3 separate regions of the Homo sapiens genome follow, and regions 1 and 3 are each linked to region 2. The links are chromatin loops, found by intact Hi-C in ENCODE. Cell type or tissue: PC-9. All regions are shown on one strand. Region 1 has its middle 9.2 kb from the start of LINC00479. Region 2 holds the start of LOC105372812 (a long non-coding RNA gene). Region 3 has its middle 16 kb from the start of RIPK4.

Evidence for each region. A loop is a pair of places that touch in the nucleus more often than their neighbours do. Peaks named below come from ENCODE experiments on the same cell type or tissue, not always from the same donor. Only the 100,000 strongest peaks of a DNase experiment are listed, where the experiment ranks them.
Region 1: it touches region 2 in a loop (5-fold over the local background); 3 of 110 quality-filtered maps call a loop at or near these places.
Region 3: a loop joins it to region 2, with 6 times the contacts of the local background. A loop is called at or near these places in 3 of 110 quality-filtered maps.

Annotation. Positions count from the first base shown.
Region 1 is chr21:41,702,607-41,710,606 of GRCh38, reverse strand. No RefSeq gene overlaps it. Among named protein-coding and RNA genes, the nearest start is that of LINC00479, 9.2 kb to the left of the region's middle. RefSeq lists a silencer at 3,644-3,938. In PC-9, no CTCF peak of the experiment used is centred here; DNase peaks (open chromatin) are centred at 2,906, 3,226, 3,806 and 6,216; H3K4me3 peaks cover 553 bases; H3K27ac peaks cover 5,964 bases.
Region 2 is chr21:41,630,839-41,638,838 of GRCh38, reverse strand. It overlaps LOC105372812 (a long non-coding RNA gene), which reads right to left and starts at 958. Exons shown (of 2, transcript XR_937741.1): 1 at 778-958. In PC-9, no CTCF peak of the experiment used is centred here; DNase peaks (open chromatin) are centred at 533, 3,828, 4,368 and 6,728; H3K4me3 peaks cover 241 bases; H3K27ac peaks cover 7,308 bases.
Region 3 is chr21:41,778,693-41,786,692 of GRCh38, reverse strand. No RefSeq gene overlaps it. Among named protein-coding and RNA genes, the nearest start is that of RIPK4, 16 kb to the right of the region's middle. In PC-9, no CTCF peak of the experiment used is centred here; DNase peaks (open chromatin) are centred at 2,602, 3,032 and 3,842; H3K4me3 peaks cover 1,393 bases; H3K27ac peaks cover 4,542 bases.

The DNA.
Region 1 (8,000 bases), 72 kb before region 2:
CAGCCTCCCAGGGCGTGTCTGCCACCAGCCTCCCAGGGCTGGGCAGCAACCATCCACAGGACTGGGGCTCAGCCTCTCTCCCTTTGTGGGAGCCACTGTTTTCTAAGGGTGTGGACATACATGTGGTCTGCTCCCTCCCTCCATGTTTCCTGGGCTGGAGAAGACCTGAGTCAGCACGTGAACGAGGAGAGGAGGCGGCTCTCCGCAAAGAAACCTAAACACAAGGTCTGATTCCCACTTCCCAGAGCCTCCTTCAGGGAGGCCATTGGCCCAAACCACTTTACAGTCACAGACTATTTGTGCGGAGGGAGACATTCCAGATCATCTTGCTTGATGCTTGCCAGTACATCAAGATGGTTCCTTTTTGTTGTCACTTGGAAAAAAGCTTGAAGGATAATACTCTTGGTTAAATGAACTGCAGGACTTTTCAGGGCCTTGACTAAACCCACATGATCAGGGTGTCAATAAATAGCGGTGTGGTATTCAGTATTCCACAAGTTTGTTGATTGAAACCTTTTACAATTTTATTTTCCCTTTATTTTTTAGAGATGGGGTCTTGCTCTGTCATCCAGGCTGGAGTGTAGTTGCATGATCATGGCTCACTGTGGCCTGAAAACCCTGGGCTCATGTGATCCTCTTGCCTTAGCCTCTCCAGTAGCTGGGTCTACAGGTGCATACCACCACGCCCGGCTAATAGTTTAAAAACATTTTCTGGATATGGGGTCTCCCCATGTTGTGCAGGCTGGTCTTGTGAGCCACTGCATCCAGCCTGAAACCTTTTAAAAGTCAGGCTTATTGAGATATAGGCTGGCGAGGTGGCTCATGCCTGTAATTCCAGCAATTTAGGAGGCTGAGGTGAGAGGATCATTTGAGGCCAGGAGTTTGAGACCAGTCTGGACAACATAGCAAGACCTCATCTCTACAAAAAAATTAAAACTAGCTGGGCATAGTGGCACACGCCTGTAGGTCCTAGCTACCAGGAAGTCTGGGGTGGGAGGATTGCTTGAGCTGGGTGACAAGCAATAGAATGAGACCCTATTAAAAAAAAAAGATAGAGTTATATAATCAACATACGGTAAAACTCATTGTTTTAGTGTACAGTTCTACGAGTTTTGACAAAGTTCTATGAGTTTGACGAAGTGGTCACAGTTGTGTAACCACCACCATAGCCAAACATAGACCACATCTATATCACCCCCAAACCACCCCCACACTCCTTGGCAGCCAGTTCCCAGCTCCCACTCTCAGCCCCTGCAACCACCAATTTGTTCCCTGTCTCTACAGTTTTGCCTTTTCCAGAATGTCCTCTCCATGGGATCTCAGCGTGTGGCTTTTGGTGTCTGGCATCTTTCACTCAGCGTAACACGTCTGAGATTCATCCATGTCGCTGTAAGTGTCAGTAGATGGTTCCTTTTTGTTGCTGAACAATAATATCTGCTGTTAGGGTTCCCCACAGTTTGCTTATCCACGTCCCAGCTGATGGATATTTGGGTTGTCTCCAGTTTGGAACGATTATGAATGAGCAGCCAGAAACATTTGTCTCCAGGTTTTTCTGTGATCTCTAGGCTTTGTTTGTTTGTGTTTGTTTTTGTTTTGTTTATGTTTTTGAGACAGAGTCTTGCTCTGTTGCCCAGGCTGGGGTGCTATGGCATGATCTTGGCTCACTGCAACCTCCGCCTCCTAGGTTCAAGCAATTTTCCTCTCTCAGCCTCCCGAGTAGCTGTGACTACAGGTGTACACCACCACACCCGGCTAATTTTTGTATTTTTAGTAGAGTCGGGGTTTTGCCACATTGGCCAGGCTGGTCTTGAACTCCTGACCTCAAGAGATCCGCCCACCTCAGCTTCCCAAAGTGCTGGGATTACAGGCGTGAGCCACTGTGCCTGCCCTGATCACTAGTTTTTACTTTTTGGGTAAATATCCAGGATTAGGATTGCTGGGTCATTCATTAAGTATCTGTTTAACTTTATAAGAAACTGCCCACCTATTTTCCAAAGTGGCTATTGCATCTTGCATTCTCGTTGGTGACTTGTGTGAGCTTCACTGGCTCCACGTTCTCACCAGCTTGGATTGCTTGAGCCAAGGAGTTCAAGACCAGCCTGGGCAACATAGTGAAACCTGTCTCTATAAAAAAATAAACAAATTTAGCCAGGTTTGGTGGTGCGTGTCTGCAGTCCCAGCTACTCAGGAGGCTGAGATGGGAGGATTGCTTGAGCCTGGGAGGTCGAGGCTGCAGTGAGCCAGGATTGCACCATTGCACTCCAGCCAGCCTGGGTGACAGAGTGAGACCCTGCCTCTGTCACAAAACAAAACAAAACAAAAAACCCCAACAAACAAACAAACAAACCACCCCCCAAAAAAAATCTGCTAGAGATCCTGGGAAATACTGTTGCTGACATTGCAGCCACCCTGGTTCCTCATCATTTCTTTCCTTCCATCTCCTTGGATTGTGAACAAGAGACTGGAGGTGGAGTGGGTGTCCTGTGACCAGGAAGCCTCCATGAGGAAGAAAGTGACACAGGATGGCAGAGCAGCAAGATAGAAGGAGCTTGGGGTCCTGGTGACATCCTGGGGAGGCTGTACAAGCCAGGACTGCTTGCTTGGGTAAGAAAATTAAAGTGCTGTTTGGTTGAGCCCTGGAATGGGGTTCTGGTTCATGCAGCCAAAGGTGATCCCTGGTGATGTGCTGGCACAGCAGAACAGTGAAAGCTGAAGCAGCACTGACTGCCAAAATGATCTCCAACTACACAAGCCTCGGGCACAGCAGCTCCAGAATGGCCGAGGAATCTGAGGCACCAGGGGTCTCTGAAGGTGGGGATGAGGGGCTGGCTTCATACTGTAGTAGTGGCTGAATGTATTGTCAGAGACACTTAGTCCCTGAGACTTCCTCGTTATCCACCTGGCTAGATGACTCATCCACCTCACTGAAGAGAACTCAGGAAGTGCACACTATAGAGAAATTGAGCCAGACCAGCTCTGGAGTTGGCACTCAGAGCGAGCAGAAAGAGGAGAAAGATGCCAAAAGACAAAACAAAACAATACCGACCTGCAGGACATGAATTTCCTTACTGAAAAGGCAAGCCACATTTTCAAATAATAAATGAAAAATCAAATGTAAGGGTAGAACAAAGATGTTTGAAGGTATGCAAGATGAAATCATTGAACCTCACATGCATTCTTTCTCAGCAAGTTCCTGTGGTATGGGTGTCACTTGCACAAGGAAGTAAACCCCAAAAGAGAAAGATGTGAGGCACAGGACACATTAGATTTAGCACCAGAAAAATACGAAGGAATTCTCACTGAAGTTGAAGGGAACTTTCAAGGGGGAGCTGTGCCACAAGCCAAGAGGTCAGCCAGCCCAGATACAAATAGGACAGAGAGCTCTGGAGGGGATGTCTCCAAGGGGAAGGACAAACAACAACAAAGCAACAACAAAAGAATGATTACTTAGTATGTTTGACTTTGTTGAGAGGACTTTTATAGGTCTATCAGAAAATTGGGGGGGGGATAATTGGTAAGTAGTAGACAAAAAAATTAAGTTTATGAAAAAATGAGGCAATTGTTAACCCCAGGAAAATCAAAAAGTTGTACTAAAAAGAAAAGACCATCCTAGTTCCCTAAGTGGTTTAGTTGTGACAACATTTATGGTGGTCATAGTAATATCAGAACTAAATATTGACTTGGCCAAAGGTTGCGAATTGTGTAACTGTGTAAGTTGTGAAGATGCTGGGTAGGTGGAATAGGTGGGAGTGTGTGGGAGGTGGTGGTGTAAGTGAGATAAAACCGAAAGGAATAGTACTGTAATCATGTTGGAAGTGTGAAGGTCAAGGTCAAGAGAAACAGCTGAGAGACTTGAAGGCCGATGACTCACAGGGGAGGGAGCTGGAGGTGGGAAGAGGTGCAGTGATAACAACTGTTTATTATCACAAGCCTTGCAGCACTACTTGACTATTAAAACAATGTTATAACAATCAAATTTTAAAAGGAAGAAATAATAACTTGGTGAAAGGGACGTTCTCTCTTCTCCAGAGAAAAGCAGCACAGTGTACCTGGGCATTTCTGTGTTGGTCTTAGAAACCCAAGCCCATTCGCCTGCCTGGGGGCCTCCAGCTGGCTGGAGTCTGAGCACTGGCCTCTGTGGCTGAAGCAGGGTCATCTCTCGCCCTTTGTCCATTCATGGACTGGCACAGGTGGATTTATGGCTATGTTGTCAGCCACCTATGAACAAGCGAGGGGTGCCAACAGGCCATGCTCTGGCAAACAGCCAATGTGGAAGACAGAGACTGTCCCTTGCACACTCTCCTGCTCCTCTCTGTCTTTTTCAGTCTTCTTGTTTTCCTTCCTAGTGGAATCCAAATGCTGGTGTTGAGACGGTAGGCAGGCCTGGGGGCTCCCCCGTACTATGCAGGTTCCTGCTCGGCGTTTCCCGTCCTGTTCACTTACTCCCACCTGCCTCCTTTGGGCTTTGGAGCGGGGACCTCCTGCAGCCAGGCCCCTAGAGGAATTCCTCAGATCCCTGCTGTCCCAGGGAAGAGTGCGGAAAGGAAGGGGTGGGCTGCATCCCTGTGCTCAGAACAGACACAACCACAGGGTTGTGGCTGATTTTGTGCCCAACTCTGAGAAATTGGAGCCAAGCAGGTCACCCTCTGCATGAGTGTCCCATGGCTGGTGCCACAAATTTTACAAACTGGGTGAATTCAACAACAGATTTTTTTTTCTCATGGTTCTGGAGACCAGACATCTGAAATCAAGGTGTGTGTGGGGCTGTGTTCCGTCTGAAGGCTCTGGGGAAGGACAGTTCCTTGCGTCTCTCCCATGTCTGTCAGTGGCCCGTGGTCCTGGGCTTCCGTGGCTGGTGGCTGCATCACTACATCCCCACGTTGGCCTTGGCCCGCCCGCTTCTGTGTGCCTCCTCACTTCATCCTCCCTCTACTCAGGTCTGTGTCCAAACTTCCCTCCTACAGGGACACCAGTGTTATGGGACTTAGGGCCCACCCTAACCCATCATGACCGCATCTTAACTTGATTCGTTTCTAAGACCCTCTTTCCATATAAGGTCTCATTCACAGGCACCGGGTTTAGGACTGGGACATATCATTTGTGGATACAATTCACATACAGCATTTTCGTCACTGACCTCCTCCTCCACCCTCATGGCTGCTCAGAACTTTCCACCCTTAAAAACTCCTCTCATCAACATGCTTCGCTAGCACAGTCCCACTTTGTCCTCTTCCCTTGTCACCAAACTTGTTGAAGGTCCTTTATACCTCAGCTTCCCCTGATACATTCCTCTGCCATCACCATCTGCCTGACCTGTGCCTTCTGGAAGGTGCCTGGCGGGAGGGGGTTTTCCTTGTGTCTGGTCCTTTGCATGCTCTGTGGCTTTTGAGGTGGGTGTTGAAGGCTATACAAGCCCACCCTCCCCCCACCACCCTCGGCTTGGCTTTGACCTGTGTGTACCCGGCATGCTGCACATGCTGTGTGTTTGTGTGTTTGTGTTTGTGTTTGTGTGTGTGTGAGGGGGACAGCCTTCTTGGGATTGCATTGTCCTGAGGGCACCCCTGAGTCCTCTGCACCGCTCAGCCCAACAGCAGAGACGGACAGACCCCAGAGAACCCGACTGGAATGGCTGGAGACTCTCCATTGGATTTTTGCCTCCAGGGTGAGCTTAGGACCCACATGGCCGGGCTTTGGGCTCATTGCTGGAGAGCTGCACCTGCTGCGGAACTCAGAGCGTAGCCTCTGGCTGGATCACTTCATTCCCTTGGCTCTGCCAGCACTTGTCAATCTCCAAAATCCAATCCACCCTTGAAAAGCAGAGGTTAATCAATGTGCTAGGGACAGAGAGGGGGCCACGGAGTGGACATCTCAATTTACTGAGTGACACCAGGCCAGTGACTTGACCTTTCGGAACAGCTTCCTGACCTGGAAGGTGGGGGTGAAAGTGCTTTCTTCATGGGTGGCTGTGAGAATTAATGAATTATTACAAGCAAAATACTTAGGCACAGTGGATGGCGCATAATAAGACCTCAATAAATAGTAGTGATCACTATGAATATAATGTAGTTTTCCAATAAGTGGGTGGCCCCCTGAACTCTGTGGTGTCTGTTTGAGGTCAGGTGTGTGAGTCGCCTGGCACACCTGCACTCTCTTTGTTTGCCCAGGTAATTGCTCACCTCCTGCAGGGGCTATTCTGGGGCCAAGCGACTCCTCCCTGGGCCTGGACAGGCAGTCCTGGGCCTGTGACAACACTGGGATCATAAAGACAAACAGGTTGGCCCTGTCAGCTGAATTCACCTGGGTCTTTGGGAAAGTCCCCACCGCAGCCATGTCCTGCGAGAAGCTGGGAGTTTTGCAGGTTGCAGGCCCTGCCTGCCACAACTTCCCAACACGTGGGGCTTCCTCGAGGCCAAGGCACTGAAGGGGCCACGGGCAGAGTGGCCCAGCTTAGGACTACAGCTGCAGAGCCAGGCTGGGCGGGGGCATGGTGGGGTGGGGGGAGTTGGGCAGGCGGGTCTCTCGCTGGCAGGGTGTTTCCCCTCCCCACCTCTCACGCCTGGGTGTGGAGGAGTCAGCCTGGTGTGTGATGCGAGGGGTCTGTCATCTGGGGCGGGAGTGAGCCTCCGTCTCCCGGACCTTGGCTCCCCCCACTCCCTCCCTCGTAGGCCTGGCTGCTGCCTGGCCCTTGTCACCCTGGACAAGTTGATGACACACGGATGGACATTCGCTCAGGTGTTCAGGGGTTGGGGAATTATTCCTCCCATAAATGTTGCTTTTAAAAAACTATTGTGATAAAATATCTAACATGAGATTTACCATCTTAACCATTATTAAGTGTACAGTTCATCGGTATTAAGGACATTTGCATTGTTTTGCAACCATCACCATCATCCACCTCCAGAACCTTTTCATTTTCCTAAACTGAAACTGTCACTCCACGAAGCACTCACTCCCCATTCCCCCTCCCCAAGCCCTGGCACCCACCCTTCTACTTCCTGTCTCTATGGATTTGACTACTCCGGGGACTTTATATAACTGGAATCAGACATTATTGTTCTTTTCTGTCTGGCTTTTTCACTCAGCATAATGTCCTCAGGGTTCATCCATGTCGGAGCATGGGTCAAGATTTTCTTCCTTAAGGCTGACGAATATTCTGTTGTATGGACAGACCATATTTTGTGTATCTGCTTATTTGTCAGTGGACACCTGGCTGCTTCCACCTTTGGACTGCTGTGAATAGTGCTGCTATGAAATGGATGTGTGATTGTCTCTTTGAATCTCTGCTTTCAATTCTTTTGAGTATAAACCCAGAAGTGGAGTTGCTACATCATACGGTAATTCTGTGTTTAATTCTTTGAGGAATTGTGGATGCTGCATTTTTCTTTTCTGAGACAGCATCTCACTCTGTTGCCCAGTCTGGAGTGCCATGGCACAATCAATCTTGGCTCACTGCAGCCTCAACCTCCTGGGCTCAAGTAATCCTCACACCTCAGCCTCCTGAGTAGCTGAGACTACAGACAAGCCACCATACCCAGCTAATTGTTTAATTTTTTGTAGAGATTTGTTGAGGTCTCGCTGTGTTGTGTGGGCTGGTCGGAAACTCCTGGGCTCAAGCCGTCCTCCTGCCTTGGCCTCCTAAAGTGTTGGGATTACAGGCATGAACCACTGTGTCTGGCCATGAATGCTGCATTTAAAGCAGGGATTTAAGAATGTGTCAAAAGTGGGAATGAAGACATGTTGCACAGAATGAAAAGGGTGCCCGGATCATGTCTGTCTGGCTCTCCATGACCACAGACAAGTGATTTCACCTTTCTGAGCTTCTGTTTCCTCATCTGTAAAATAGAAGTGCCTTCTTCCTTGTGCTGTGCGGGGTTTTGAGAAGAGGTAACTTAGTTTGGAAAGTGCTGAGCCTGGTGGTTCAGAGCCGGGGTTGGAAACCATGCCACCGCTCTTGTTTTTGCACTGCTGGAGAGCCAGGAATGGTTTTCTCACATTTCAAG
Region 2 (8,000 bases):
TTTGGAGGTAGGTTTGCATAGACCTGCCCACTGCAGAACACACATCTTGAACATTCATGCCCTTACACAGTCCTCTCCCCCTAAATGTGGTGGACCCTGGGACTCACTTTAATTAATTAAATGTGGCAGAAGTGGTGCTGTGCCACTTATGGGCCTAAGCCTTGAGAAGACTTGGCAGCCTCCACTTTTGCACTCTTGGGAGCTCTGAACCACCACATAAGAAGGCCAGCTATCCTGCCAAAAGTTTCATGGAGAGAACACACAGAAAGGCCACAGAAGGGAGAGAGGCCCTGGGACCACATGGAGAGACATAGAGAGAGAAATCCAGTCATCCCAGCACCCCCATTCTGGCCAGCCCAGCTGACATCCCAGCTAACAGCAGCCACATGGAGGGCCACCAGCAAGACCAGCAGAAGAGCCGCCCAGACGAGCCCAGCCCAGATTGCAGACTCATGAAGAAATAAAATGGGTTGTTTTCAGCTGTGCAGTGTGGGGGTAGTTTGTCATTTCTGCTTCTTCTCTGACCTCAGGTCACATGCCTTTTGCTGTTGTCAAACGCCACAAGCACAGTCCTGCTTTAGGACTTTTGCACTTACTGGTCTCCCAGCCTAACCTTCTTTTCTCCCAGCTACCTGCTTGGGGTGTTCCCACACCTCTTTAGGCCTCTGCTCAAATCTCACCTGAATACCCAATTTAAAATTCTGACCCTCTCAATCTCTCTCCCCAGCTTCATCTTTTCCAAAGGACTTACTACCATAGGAGGCTTCCCAGATTTACCTGCTTATTTCTTTGTGTCTGTCTCCCCTTGTCGAGAATGTGAATTCCTTGAGGTGAGTCCTTTCGCAGGGTCTAGAGTATGCATGGCACATTATAGGTACTCAGCAAAAAATATATTAGGAAGGAAGGAAAGAAAGAGGGAGAGAGGGAGGGAAGAGAAGAGGGAAGTAAGGAGAAACAAAAGAGGGAGAGAAGGCTGGGTGCAGTGGCTCACACCTATAATCCCAGCACTTTTGGAGGCTGAGGTGAGTGGATCACTTGAGGTCAGGAGTTTGACAGCAGCCCGGCCAACATGGTGAAACCCATCTCTACTAAAAATACAAAAATTAGCCCGGTGTGGTGGCACCCGCCTATAATCCCAGCTACTCAGGAGGCTGAGACAAGAGAATCGCATGAACCCAGGAGGTGGAGGTTGCAGTGAGCCGAGATCGTGCCACTGAACTCCAGCCTGGGCGACAGACCAAGAGTCCATTTCAGAAAAAAATAAAAAATAAAAAATAAGAAAAGAGGGAGAGAGGGAGGAAGAGAGGAGGGAAAGAAGAGAGAAGGAAAGACACGAAGGCAGAGCAGAAAAAGGAAGGGAAGAAGGGACGAAGGCCAGCCCACTTCGTAAGTGGGTTGTTATAGAAAACACCTGGCAGGCTGCCCAGCACATCATAGAAGACCCATAAAGCAAAGCGTCCCACTCCACAGATCCCCTTGGTGAGGATCGAGGTGGACAGTGAGGGAACTGAGGGCAGGGAGGCAGATGAAAGGGGAGAGGGCACAGAGCAGGGGGCTGGAGCTGAAGATGGGCTCGAAACACTCTGAATTTTTCTGTGTGGGGCTGGCTTGGCTCCAAACCCTGGCTCTTGTCCTGAGTGGAGGAAGAAGCCAGCCTGGCTGTCTCCCCTGCCCTTGCAAATCCAAGGCTTCTCCTGCATCCCCTGGGTTCAGGATTGAGAACAAGAAGAGGAACCTCCACAGGGCCACCCAACGGTAGCAAGAGCCCTTCTGTTGTGCCTGGATCTCAGCCACATAGGCAAGGCTGTGGCACTATCAGCTTCAGGGTGTTTGGGAACATCCCACCCTCAACCACACACTGAGCTTCTGGAGCCACTGTTCTCAAACACTGTGTACAAAGAACATTGGGAATTTGTTAACATGCAGATTCCTGGGCCTGGCCTAGATCCTAATTCGAAGGGGCCGGGCCCAGACATATGCATGCTTTTAACAAGCTCCTCTGTGATTCCAGATTCTGATGCAGATAGTGCCTGGGCCACTCTGGGCGGTCCTGCTCCCTGGGAACTTGTTGCCTTCCCCAGGACTTTGATGTGTGTCAAAGATGACAGAGGGTCCTCAGAACCCACTGTGGGCAGAGGAGGGACCAGCAGAGCTGGCGGTCCTCTCTGCTTACTCTCCCTTTGCTGGAACTCCCTCTCATGAAACTGCCCCCACCTTTGATTCTTTCTCCAGGACCCATATTTACCTGTCTGCACATGATCTCCCCAGCAGAGAGCATTCAGGAGTCATGAGGTCAGAAGAACAGGGAGGGGAGCATTGGAGTCAACCCCCTGCCCCTTCACCCCAACCCCTGCGAGGAACAACATGGAGTGTGAGTCAGGGCAATGAGAATGAAGAAAGGCCCCACAGGGCTGTGTAGGGCAGGATAAGGGGCTCCCTGTAAGAAGCCAGGGCATTGTCCCACATTTGTCCTACCAGGGGAGTCCTGTTTTTTGCATCTTGACTAGACTTTAGAGGCAGGCCTAAATTCTTTATCTGGGTATGTTTAGAAGAAACATAGGCCTGGCAGAGTCAGCACTGGATGGTGGGTGGAAGGATGAATGGATGAGTGGGTAGATAGATACATGAATGAATGGATTAATGAATAGATGGATGGGTGAGTGGATGGATGGATGGAGCAGGTGGATGAGTGGATGGATGGAGTGGGTGGATGAATGGATGGATGATGGATGGGTGGATGAGAAGATGAATGGATGGTGGATGGAGTGGGTAGATGAATGGATGGATGGATGGATGATGAATGGAGTGGCTGGCTGGTGGATGGATGATGGACAGGTGGATGTATAGAAGGATGATGGAAGAATAGATAGATGAAAAGATGGATGGTAGAGTGGGTGGAAGGATAGATGGATGAGTGGGTAGATGAATGAATGGATAAATGGATGGATGGATGGTGGATTGATCAGTGGATGATAAATGGAGAGGATGGATGTATGAATGGATATATAGAGGGATGATGGATAAATAGACAAAAAGATGGATGATGGAGTGGGTAGATGGATAGATGGATGGATGATAAATGGATGAATGAATGGGTGGATGAATGGATGAATGGATGGATAGATGGATGGATGGATGGACAACCTTCACCTCTCTGGTTTGAGGTTTGGATTCCATGCTCTCCGGGGTTCCTGCCAGTCCTGGTTGTGTGAGGGTCCATCACTGTAGAATCAGACTATTGGCTGTGGGGGCTGGGGGTGGTTCTTACGCTGGCAGGGAAAGTGTGAGAGCAACTTGCGGGTGAGACAGGATGAGAAAGAATTGTTGGAGGAGGCAGAGGGAAAGGAGGGCAATAGCAAGGTAGTGGGGGGAGGAGAAAGGTGAAAGAGAGAAAGTGGGTAAAGTAAACTAAGTCTGGCAGCTTTGAAGGTTTCCCCAATTGCAGACCCAATTACTTCTAATAACACCTTGGAGCTCCTTGGCGCCTTCTCCCAGAAGCTCAAAGCCTTTGATTGATGCTGTGAAACTGCTTGACGTTCCAGCAGGCAAGACAGATGTACCATTAATAGCAACATTTATTGCCCAAGGTCACAGGGCACTGGGAGCAGGCCCTAGAGGGGCACGGGGCTGGGCACACAGGGGAAACATTCCCTCCCCTGATCTTCCCTCCTCACCGCCCCGAGGGCCTGGTGCCTTGTATGGTGTGCCCTGCCCGAGCTCTCAGAGAGCCCAACCGTGAATTCATAAGCATTAGTAAGTCACCGGTTCTCACGACACACTATGAGCTCACAGCTGTAACCGACTCATTTTCAAAACAAGGACGCCCAGACTGGGGCAAGCCAAGTGACTCCCCCTAAGTCACTCAATGTGTCAAAGCTGGAACTGGGAAAGGGTGAATTTCAAGATTTGAAGGCCAAGGTTTATCCTTAGGCCACCTGGCTGGTGTGTCCACAAGCCAACATTGCAAAGGAAAGTGATGAAATCAATAGTTGCTGCAGCCCCGAGAGCACTCTCTCTGCCATCACCATGTGGGGCTTCAAGCCACTTTGCTTCAAGCCACTTGGCTTCACAGGGTCTCAGTTCCTTATCTCACTGCCCCCCTTGCTGGGTGGGCCTCCCTCTTCCCAACCTGCTCTTCCACATCCCTCCCTGCCTTGATTAACTGAGGTCCTCCTTGTTACCAGAGTCACAGGCTGAGGGTTCTGCAGGTTAGGATGGAGGGGGCGGACTGGCGTTCCTCAGGCCTGAGTCAAAGAGGTAAATTATCCAATAAAGCAGCATTACCAACCCCCTAAAAAGAATCCTCAACACAGCAGCCAAGAATGCACCTGAAAGGGTGTGATTTCTTGGCTTCCTGGCTCCAGAAGTACCCTTTGTACCTTTATTGAGATGAGAAAAATGCAGTGCATTCTTGAGCTGGGCCTCAGGGGAAGTCTTGTGGAGACTGGCAGGGGTGAGGCGGGTAATCACCCTGCCTGGGGCCATGAGTCCTCCACCTGCAGGTTCCCAGGAACCGGTCCCAGGCTGCGGAGCAGGGGAGGGGACAGTGGGGTTGGGGGTGCACCCAACTCTGAGTGCAGGGCTGCTAAGAGACAGGCCGGGAGAAGGAAGGAGGAGGGGCAGCTCAGTGGCTGCTCCAGGATCATGGCACCGCTTGTGCCCCATGACTGTCGCTGGGCCCATTCAATCTGCTCTGTCTGCTTCCCCAGTAGAGCAGTGGCACCATGAGGGGCAAGACCCTGGTCTCAAAAGCCTCTGTAGCTTCAGGGACAAGCGCAGCTCCTGGCATGCATGTTAGCAGGTGCATAAGACTTTTCCATGAGATGGACGGATGATGAATGAATGGGTGGTAGATGGATAGAGGGATGGATGGAGGATGAATAGATGGAGAGATGAATAAACAGATGGACAGATAATGGAGAGTGATGGATGGTGGGTGGATGATGAATGGATGGATGGACAGTTGGGCTAATGATGGATGAATAATGGACCGATGGGTGACAGATGAATGATGGATGGTGAATGGACGATGAAAGGATGGAGGGATGATAAATAGATAGAGGGTGTATGAACAGATGAGTGGATGGATGGACAGATGATGAAAGAGTGATGGATGGTGGATCAATGTGAGTGGATGGATGGATGGACAAATGGATAATGGATGGCGCATGGGTGGATGGATGCACAGATAGAAAAATGAACAGGATTCTGGGACACAAGGAAGATATTTGGGATCCTGCCCAAATCCCCACTGTAGCAGGCAATTCAATGAAATACTGAAAGCAGCCACGCTTACGTGTGGGGTGTTTAGAAGGAGGAGCCCCTCTTTCCTCTTCCCCAGCAGCCCACACAGGACCCAGGCTTGGATGTACAGGCACAGAGCAGGAGAGGAGAGTGACAGACGGAGAAAGGGGTGCTCAGGAGCGGTGGGGAGCTGAGGATGGCGGCCCACAGCCTCCCAGTTTCCCAGGCCTCCACCTCTGCCTTTTCCCCAAGTCAACTGGCAGGCCCCGGCCAGGCTAGCAGTTCTGGGGAGAGTCTAACCTGGGGCGTGACTCTGCTCTGTGGAGAGGAGCTGCAGGGGCCCCCAATTACACCTACCCTTTCCCTGCGCACCTTTCGTCTGGTGCAGAGGGCTGTGATTACCCGCCCCCAACCCTTCTTACAAGTGACATAAAACTGTGGCATTCAGAGCAGCGACTTTCAAGCTGCCCCTGACTTAATGAGCTGCCAGTGGAGTTCTTGAGCTAGGTCAGAAGGAGGGGACGTAATTGCATGTTTGCTGCTGGAGGGAGTCCTCCTCTCTGGCGTTAGGTCTGAGGGGAGCAAGTGAAGGCTGACAGGTGCAAGAGGAAGTTGGTCACTGCCTTCCAGCTGGGCCTGGTGCCCAGGTGGAGGAGCCTCCAAACCTCTTGGCACAGAGGATCTGCCTGAGCCCACAGTGGAGCTCAGCCCTTGATACCCACACCTGGCCTGAAATAACCCTCCCCTTTGCAGGTGGCAGGGGCTGTACCTGGAAGCGAATGAGCTGAAGTTCCAGGGGCCCAATCTACTCCAACCCAGGGAGCACCCAGAGCTTCTGGGAGCTATAGAGGGTTGTAGGTGAGGAGAGGATGCCAGAATTCAATCTATTTAAAAGAGATTGCAGAAGGACAGAGGAAGAGACCTGAATCTCCATGGCGCTAACACTTTCTGGTGATTTATTCACATTCTAAATAGGAACTCATATTTGTATCTTACTTTGATTTAATGACTTTATATTATTTTTCTTAAAGAGAGCGAATTGTCTAAGCTTCAATCCAAAGCACCTGAAGGGGCTCCTGACTGCTGGTGTGTTCACAAGTCAGTGGCAAACAATTGTGAGCCGGAGGTGAGACCCACCCTGGCCTCCACCCAGCCCCATCAACCACACAGAGACTGGGTGTCGTGCACTCATCACAGGATCGAGATGTTTGCTCAAGGACTCCAAGCATCAGGGCTGCTGCCCTGTCCGCTGGGTGTCCCCAGACACGTTGCCTCCATGCGGGCTGGCGCTCATCTGCCTCTGCCTCAATCCTCCAGAGAGCACCTCTGGCACTCCTGACACAGGACAAACCAAAGCCCCCCTGCAGCTCAGAAACGCTATTTTGATGCCTCCCCCACCCCCTGCCTCTTCCCAGGTCATGAGTCAAGCCACTGCTTGAAGGAGCTCCTCCCTCAGGCCAGGCACTGTGCCAGCTGCCATCAGCTGCATAGCTGGGCCTATTTCTCTTGTTCGCTGTGGTTACAGGTGGAATCATGCCCCACCCCCAAACCTCAGGGCAGGACACCCGGTGTCCCTTGTCTCTTCCAGAGGGTCACCTGTGCCCTCATGCAGCAGCTCTGGTAGACACATTCTTCCGGTAACCCCATCTCCTCTTCCGCAGGGCCAGCTCAGGAACATCCACTGCCCCCCACTCCTCTCCTGGTATCCCCGCAGGCACAGCGGCAAAGCAACCCTTTCCCACACATCTTCCCATCTGCCCCTGCTCACTGCTGCCAGGGAGGTGCCACCTCCACGCTTACCCACTCTCAGGAAAGGACATAATCCACCCTCCCTCCAAGAGCTCATGGACTGCCAGGATCCTAAACATCATCCCACACTCCTGCTGTGTGGGGGCAAGGCCTCTCCAAGTGCCCCCACTGGCTGTTGCCCTCCTCCAGTCCTGCCTGGGCCCCCATGCCAGACCTGCCTCAGCTCTCCTCTGTGGGAGGATGTAGTGGTTGAATTGTGTCCCCTAAAAAGAAATATTCAAAAAGACAAGCTCACAATCTCCAGTACCTGTGAATGTGCACTTATTTAGAAATCAGCTCTTTGCAGTTGTAGTGAAATTAAGAAGAGGTCATACTGGGCTGTAGTGGGCCCTAAATCCAATGAGTGTCCTTATTGGAGACAGAAAATGTCACATCGAGACAGAGAGGAGGAGGCCACGTGAAGATGCAGGCAGAGAGTGACGTGGCCATGAGCCAAGGAGAGCCAGGGATTGCTGGAGCCACTGAAGCTGGAGAAAGGCAGGGACCGATTCTCCCAGAGCCTTCCTATGAAACCAGCCCTGCAGTCACCTTGATGGCAAACTTTCGGCCTCCAGAACTCTGGGAGGATCAATTTCTGTGACTTTAAGTCCCCGGTTTGTGGTGCTTTACCGCGGCAGCCTCAGCGAACGCATGCCGAGGATGGCAACCACGACAGCAGCTGCAGCCCAGCCCAGGCCGGCCCTGCCACCCTCTCCTGCTGGATCCTTCCCTGGGACAGCCCAGGCCTCGCTTCCAGGGAGAGGGAAGCACAGGGGACAGGGTGAGGGGCAGGGCAAGGTAGGCTCCACGACCGTGTGGAGCCGGCCCAGGGAGGGAGAACCCCCAGACGCATTTGGCACCCCAAGGGGAGACGGACCTCGGATTGAACCACACCTTGATATGTGTACTTGGGATTTGTCTTTTCGGGAGAGGGAGAGGTCAAAAAATAAAATAGAATTCCAGCTTTA
Region 3 (8,000 bases), 150 kb before region 2:
TTTCCTCAACTCGGGACCAAATCAAGTTTTATAGCCCCCGGCAGCAACTTGACAACCATTGTTTCAAGCCAAGAGCAAGAACATGGCTAAACTACCCCAGACATGATTTATTTTCTTATTAATGAAACAAGTTGGAGAGATTTCCCAACTTCACGCAATCATCCAACAGCATTCCTGTCCACAAACTTCCTTGTGTTGGATTCTTTAGGATATTTCCTCCCGTTCTGTTCTTCTAAAGATCAAGTAGAGGTAATGATAGCCTTATGTCTAATAACCTTTCACTTCTTCAATCCACAGACTAACTCCTCATCCAGCCCTGCGTCGTTAACCGTTTTCTCCAGGCAATTTCTCCCCTCTTTGACTTTCCTACGAACCTTCAAGGACTTCAAGAATTGGTTGGAAGCCTTAACAGCTTTAAGTACTATTTGACATATTCTCCTTGAAGAGTCTCTGAAATTTACCATTTCTTTTTCTTTTCTTTTCTTTCTTTCTTTTTTTTTTTTTTTTTTTTTTTTTTTTTGAGACAGGATTTCCCTCTGTGGCCCAGACTGGAGTGCAGTGGTGTGATCATGGCTCACTGCAGCCTCGACCTCACGGGTTCGAGCCATCCTCCCACCTCAGCTTCCCAAGTAGCTGAGACTACAGGCATGAACCATCATGCCAGCTAATTTTTTTTTTTTTTTGTAGAGACAGAGTCTCACTATGTTGCCCGGGCTGGTCTTGAATTCTTAGGCTCAAGCAATCCTCCCACCTTGGCCTCCCAAAGTGCTGGGATTATAGGTGTGAGCCACTGCGACTGGCCCCCATTTAACTTCAATTACACCTGACTTTAAGCACATGGAGATTTTCTAGAGTGTATTGAGTGTTGTCTGTCTTTGATGATAAAGTTTGTGGAACATCACTGAGAGTAGGACCTTTTAAAAAGCCTCACTTTCCTGGGAGTGATAAAACAAAGAAGCACCTGAGCTGCTTTCCATGACTTTTTCTTTTCTTTTCTTTTCTTTTTTTTTTTTTTTTGAGATGGAGTCTCTTTTTTTATTTTGAGATGGAGTCTCACACTGTCGCCCAGGCTGGAGTGCAATGGCGCAATCTCGGCTCACTGCAAACTCCACCTTCTGGGTTCAAGCGATTTTCCTGCCTCAGCCTTTCGAGTAGCTGGGACTTGTAGTCTCATGTGCCACCACGCCTGGCTAATTTTTGTGTTTTTTGTAGAGACGGGGTTTCACCATGTTAGCCAGGCTCATCTCAAACTCCTGACCTCAAGTGATCCGCCCACCTCGGGTTCTCAAAGTGCTGGGATTACAGGTGTGAGCCACTGCGCCCAGCCCTAAATGTTAATTTTAAATAATTAGTTAATAATAATGATCCGTTTTGGTTCATCAGCTGTAATGAATGCACCACACCAATACAGATCTGGCGGGGATGCAGGAGCAGAGAGTGTGGGTGAGAATTCTGTGCTTTCTTCTTCTTTTTTTTTTTTTTTTTTTTTTTTGAGGCAGAGTCTCGCTCTGTTGCCCAGGCTGGAGTGCAGTGGTGCGATCTCGGCTCAGTAGGCTTAACTCAGAAATTTGCAGCAAAAAACACAATTACTTTTGCACCAACCTAATACCTAAGATAAATGAAAACATATATCCACAAAAGACTTACACACAATGTTCATAGTAGCTTCAGTTGGCAGAGGCATCCGGCTAGTGGGAATTCTAAGAGGAGAGAAGGGAGACAAAGGCAGAGTGGGACTGTCCAGGAGGCAGGAGGGGAGTCTCCCAGGACAGGAGGCTTTCAGTGCCTACTGCAGATGTAGTGCTGTGGGAATTTCGTTTTTCTTTTCTTTTTTCTCTTGTTTTTTTGTTTGTTTTTGTTTGTGTGTTTTGTTTTTGAGACAGAGTTTCGCTTTTGTTGCCCAGGCGGGAGTGCAATGGCACGATCTCGGCTCACTGCAACCTCCGCCTCCCAGGTTCAAGTGATTCTCCCGCCTCAGCCTCCCGAGTAGCTGGGATTACAGGCGCCCGCCACCAGGTCTGGCTAATTTTTTTGCATTTTTTTTTTTTTTTTTAGTAGAGTTGGGTTTTCACTGTGTTGGCCAGGCTGGTCTCGGACTCCTGACCTCAGGTGATCCACCTGCTTCAGCCTCCGAAAGTGCTGGGATTACAGGCAGGAGCCACCCTGCCCGGCCCCTTTTGTGGTAATTTCTGGACGATCTTCTTGACTCTTTAATGTTTAGTCTTGGCCTTCATGTTTTAATTTCTAAGCGTTCTTTCTGGTTATCTGGTCCTCCTTGTCCCCTACTCACTGTGTTCTAGTTTCATGGGTGACACATCTTCTCTGAAGATTTGAAGCTCTCCCTCTGCCACCAATCTCTGAACTGTCTGTTTCTTTTCTGTTTGTTTCCTACCTCTTGTACTGGAGGTTTCCTCAAATCTCTGCAAGCCTGAAGGTTCTTGGGGTATGGGTAGGGCTTGTGGACCTCTCAGCCTCACTGGTCACTTTCCCAAGGGGCCCCCAAATGCCAGTGTGTAGAACCTGCAGGTCCTCTGCATGAGGGATGGCGTTACATAAGATACATCTGGCTGGCAGTGTTCTGGAAGATAGGGGCAGGACGGGGAGACGTGAGTCATGCTGGAAAGTTCCGCAGGTCTTGGGCTGCCCCTGATGTAGCTGAGTGTGGAGCTTCTCAGGTTCAGTCTCATGTGCATACACACACACACATACTTGTGCATGCACACCTATGACGGTTACTACAGGACTGAACGAAGGGGGATGAACGCAGAAATGAAGACAAAGACAAAAAGATCTGTTTTAAAGAAGGGGTCGGGGGCTCCTTGCTTCTAGTGAGCAAGGGCCCTGAGCCTCTAAAGCCCTTCGTATTTACTAGGCAGAATCAACAGGGAGCAAAAGGTAACGATTGGTCAGCTGCTTGATTTATGACAGGTTCACATAATTGCTTTCTTTATACAACAGGCTTCAGATGTGGCTGTAGATAATCACAAGAAACACTGCGCCTGGGGCGTGACTGCCCTCAGGGTTCCTTCTGGTGGCGGTTTGTCAGTTTGCCAACAACCTGCATTCATGAGAACAGTTTGCTGTTTGCTCATACAGCCTCCAGCGGTGTGCTGAGCTGGTCACGACCCTCGTTCTTTCGGCCTTCAACACACACCCATGAGCGCAGTGCATGCTCACACATGCACACATGTGAACCAGTGCATGTACACACACAGTGTAAAGAAGAGTAAACAGAGGAGGAAAGGCAGTCTAAGGATAACATTTTATTTAAAAAATTAAAATTTTGGCCAGGTGCAGTGGCTCACGCCTGTAATCCCAGCACTTTGGGAGGCCGAGGTGGGCAGATCACCTGAGGTCAGGAGTTCGAGGCCAGCCTGGCCAACATGGTGAAACACCGTCTGTACTAAAAATACAAAACAATTAGCCGGGCGTGGTGGCACATGCCTGTAATCCCAGTTACCAGGGAGGCTGAGGCAGGAGAATTGCTTGAATCCAGGGGGTGGAGGTTGCAATGAGCCAAGATCGCACCACAGCACTGCACTCCAGCCTGGGCAACAGAGTGAGACTCTGTCTCAAAAAAAAAAAAAACAAAAAAAAAAATTTAAAATGTTCACGTACAGTCAGACCTTTGCTCTGGTCCTGCTTCCCACTAGATAGGTCTTAGGCTTGAGCCGCAGTCTTCATGATAAATATTGACTTTTCTTTCAACAAATTAAAAATGAGCATTTAAATAATGCCATACTTTGCTTAAGCTTTAAATTACAAATCAGATGAGCAGTCATAAAGGCATGTTTGAATCTAACGTAAAGGTTACATTACTTAAGGTCCCTTTCATCTGAGTTCCCTGCAGCGCATGAAGACGTCCAGTGACCCCTCTGCTGGGGCAGGTGTGTGTGATTTCACCACACATGTCTCCCAGACCTTGAGATCACAAGTCAGAACATGTGTAGGTTGCTGAAAGCACAGAAACCCTGATTTTTAAAGAACACATTTTACACAGTTGCGTATATAACTTGGACCTGCTACTGTTTCATAACTTTTATTTTTCCCAAATATAGTATGCATCATTATTTGCACGATCATCTCAATTCTTTTCTTGGTTCAGCAATGTGTTTTGTTTTATCATTTTAAAAATAAAAATGGTGGCCAGGCATGGTGGCTCACGCCTGTAATCCCAGCACTTTGTGAGGCCGAGGTGGGCAGATCACCAGGTCAGGAGTTCGAGACCAGCCTGGCCAACATGGTGAAACCCTGTCTCTACTAAAAATACAAAAATTAGCTGGTCGTGGTGGCAGGCGCCTGTAATCCCAGCTATGTGGGAGGCTGAGGCAGGAGAATTGCTTGAACCTGGGAGGCGGAGGTTGCAGTGAGCGGAGATCATGCCATTGCACTCCAGCCTGGGCGACAAGGGCAAGACTCCATCTCAAAAAAAAAAAAAAAAAAAAAAAAGGCATATATTTACATTGTGTAACATGATGTGTTGATAGAGATACTCACAGCAAAGTTACTACGGTCAAGCATATGAACATGTCCACCTCCCCACGGTTGCGTTTTGTGTGTTTGTGTGGTGACAGCACCTGAAATCTCTCTTGGTAAATTTCCGGGGTACAGCACAGAATTGTTAAGTACAGTCCTCAGGCTCTGCACTGGACCTCTAGACTTAGTCGTCCTATGTAACTGCAACTCTGTACCCTTTTAAAATGATATATTGTTAAAAAGTAAATATGTTTTGCTGACTTTTAAAATTGATAGTAAAAATAATTAAATCATGAAAATCTGTCCATTGCTAGTGGATAGAGGTAACTAATAAACTTGGAGGGTGGGAGAAAACAGGGAGGAAATAGGCATTTTTAAAAACTGTAAGTAAACTTTCAATAATATATTTCCCCTTTCATTCTCACAATGGCTGTCTCCCTAAAGGTTCACCCCAAGAAACACAGTGCAGCTCGCTTTGGTAGAAATGACAGTTTCCCATTTATGTAAAATTAGTTGGCATAAAGTGTAGAGGAGGAAGAGAGAGCATTGCTGTTTGGAGGAACAAGTTCCCCAAATATGTATTTACATTATGATAATGAGCCTAATTAATAGAATGCTTGCATTATCCATTTTTATTGATTTTAATTATTATTTCGTGCTGATATTTTCCTTGTCTTTTATGATTTTTTATTTTTTTGAGACAAGGTTTCACTTTGTTGCCCAGGCTGGAGTGCAGTGTTGTGATCATGGCTGACTGCAGCCTCAAACTCCTGGGCTCGAGCAATCCTCCCACCTCAGCCTCCAAAATATCCAGGATCACAAGTGCATGCCACCATGTTCGCTAATTTTGTTTATTTTGGGGGGAGACGGGGTCTCACTCTGTTGCCCAGGTTAGTCTTGAACTCCTGGGCTTGAGTGATCCTCCCACTTTCCAGAGTGCTGGGATTACAGGCATGAGGCACTGTGTCTGGCCAATATTTTTCTTTTAAATTACAGCTTCTTAACTTTTATTTTCTCATGCCAAAAATCTCAGTTCTTTACCATAGAGCTAATGATAGAGTTTCTATATCACATTTCCTTTATGCTTCAACACACACAGGGCAGTCTCAGGATAACATCAACACTCAGCCAATAGTGTGATTGTGGGAAAGGGGTTAAGATGCCTCCCTCCCTCCTTCCCTCCCTCCCTCCCTCCCTCCCTTCCTTCCTTCCTTCCTTCCTTCCTTCCTTTCCTCCCTCTCCTCCCTCCCCTCCTTCCTTCCTTTCTTTCTTTCCTCCTCTCCTCTCTCTTTCTTTCTCCCTCCCTCTCTTGCTTTCTTTCTCTTTCTCTCTCTTTCTCTCTCTCCCTCCCTCCCTCCTTTCTTTCTTTCTTCCTTTCCTTCCTTTCTTCCTTTCCTTTCTTTCTCTGTTCTTTTTGCCCTTAGTGCATTTTCCACTAGTAGTTACTTTTAAATTCCTACGTTTTAAAGTCAATTGGAATAGCTCCCCTCTGGTTAGTCAGGCTACCAAATGGATACACATTTGGTTCATTTGTCTTATTTTATTTTTGGTATTTAGACATTGCTTTTTAAAGTTAATTGTGTTTTATAAGGATGTAAAATATTTGCATGGTTTCATAGTCAAATCTAGAAAACAGGGCATGTGCAACAAGGACTTGTGTCTTCCCCCAGAGACTTCCAGCCCCCTCCCTGTGGACTGTGCTCACACTGTTTATTTTTAGAATGGAAGCAGATAGGGAGAGATAGATTGATTGATGGTAGATAGATGATAGAGAACAGGTAGGCAAGTAGTTAGGTAGTACATAGATGATGAATGGTAGAAACATAGATAGATAATAGATGGATGGGAATAAAGATAGTAAATAGATAGACAGAGGGATGGGTCCCTATTTCCTGCCTGTACTGGAAAAATGGAAGATTTCCTCCACCTTGCTCTGTTCAGAGTGGTCTGTGCAATCACTCCAGAGGCACGTGTAGACACAGTCCTCCTCCCATTTTCACAATTGCACGGCAGTCTTTCCTATGGATGAGTGATAATAATTCAACCATCGCCCATCCATGGGGATTTGGGGTGCTTCACATCTTTTGCTTTTACAGACTATATAATACATTAAGAGAAGTGGGTCTCATTATGTAAATGCCTGCGCCTTGCTTTTTTTATTGAATATAATTTGATTTTATTATATTTGTTTTCACTTTTTAAATGGCTGTGTATATGATGTATATGATAAGATCTCAATTGAAATAATATTTGGATTTGTTATCACTGTGTTTTCCTTCCCCTGCTGTTTGAAAAAGGCAGCCCTTTTCATGCTTCCTTGTCTGAGAGAACTCAAGCAGCACAGCAGCAGGTGCAGAGGCTCTCCCTGGAAGCCTAGGCTTACTGCAGCCAAGCTGTTAGGAGCGAGTGCTACTATCACCGGTCGAGGGTCATAACTGCAACTTGTCCAGGTTCTTGGCATTTTGAACAAAGAATTGGACAAAACGCCCAACAAAGCAAAGAAAGAATGAAGCAGCAAAAGAACGAAAGCAGGAATTTATTGAAAACCAAAGTACACTCCACAGTATGGGAGCGGACCCGAGCAGCGGCTCAAGGGCCTGGATACAGGATCTTCTTGGGTCCAAATATCCCCTAGAAGTTTCCAATTGGCCACATCATGCTCACCTCATGTAAATGAAGGTGCCAAAAGCAACCAGTCAGAGGCTAGGGTGAAGTTACAAAGTTATACTTCTATGCAAACGAAGGCTGAGCCCGCAATCAGTCTGATTCGTTGTGGACAGCAACCGTTCAGAGACTGGAGCGAAGGTACAGAGGTGCAAACGAAGACTCCACCCACAATCAGTCTGATTGGTTGCGGACAGCCAATTTCCCATTTGCCTCGAGGAAAAGGTGGGGGGGTTTAGAAAGGGAATAGCCTCTGGTCCTTTTGTTACTTAGGAGTGGAAAGTTAGGGTTTTCCTTTCAATTTAGTTGTAGGAAGTCTGAGTGAAACAGCCTTTGGTCCCCTGCCTCCAGCCCCTATTCTCCTGCCTCAGTACCTGGAGAAATGCACGTGGGGGGCGCTGTCCCTTTAGCACTGGAAACCACTAATATGCATGGGCGGGGGGCGGGGGGATGTGGATAAACCAAATGCTCTGCGTTTTACATGAAGGGGTGTTACGTAGCAGGTACAGGAAATATCTCACAGCTATATTGTATCGTCATGGATACTTCCCCAAAGCAAAATTTAGTTAAAAACAAAAAAGTAAACAATACGACACATTATTAATGGTTGTTAGTTGTGGATGACAGGAATGTATTTCTCAATATTATACAACAGTCACACAACAATCAGAAGATTAAGGAATGCTGGCTTTTTAAAAATCCCTAAAATTAAAAAATGAAGCAAAAACCAAACCAAGCCAACCCCCCACCAAAAAAAAAAAAAAACAAAATAACAACAACAAAACACACAAAAAAACCCAAAAACAAAACAAAAACAAGTAAAATCCCTAAAATTTTCTTAGAAAAAAACAAAGATAAAA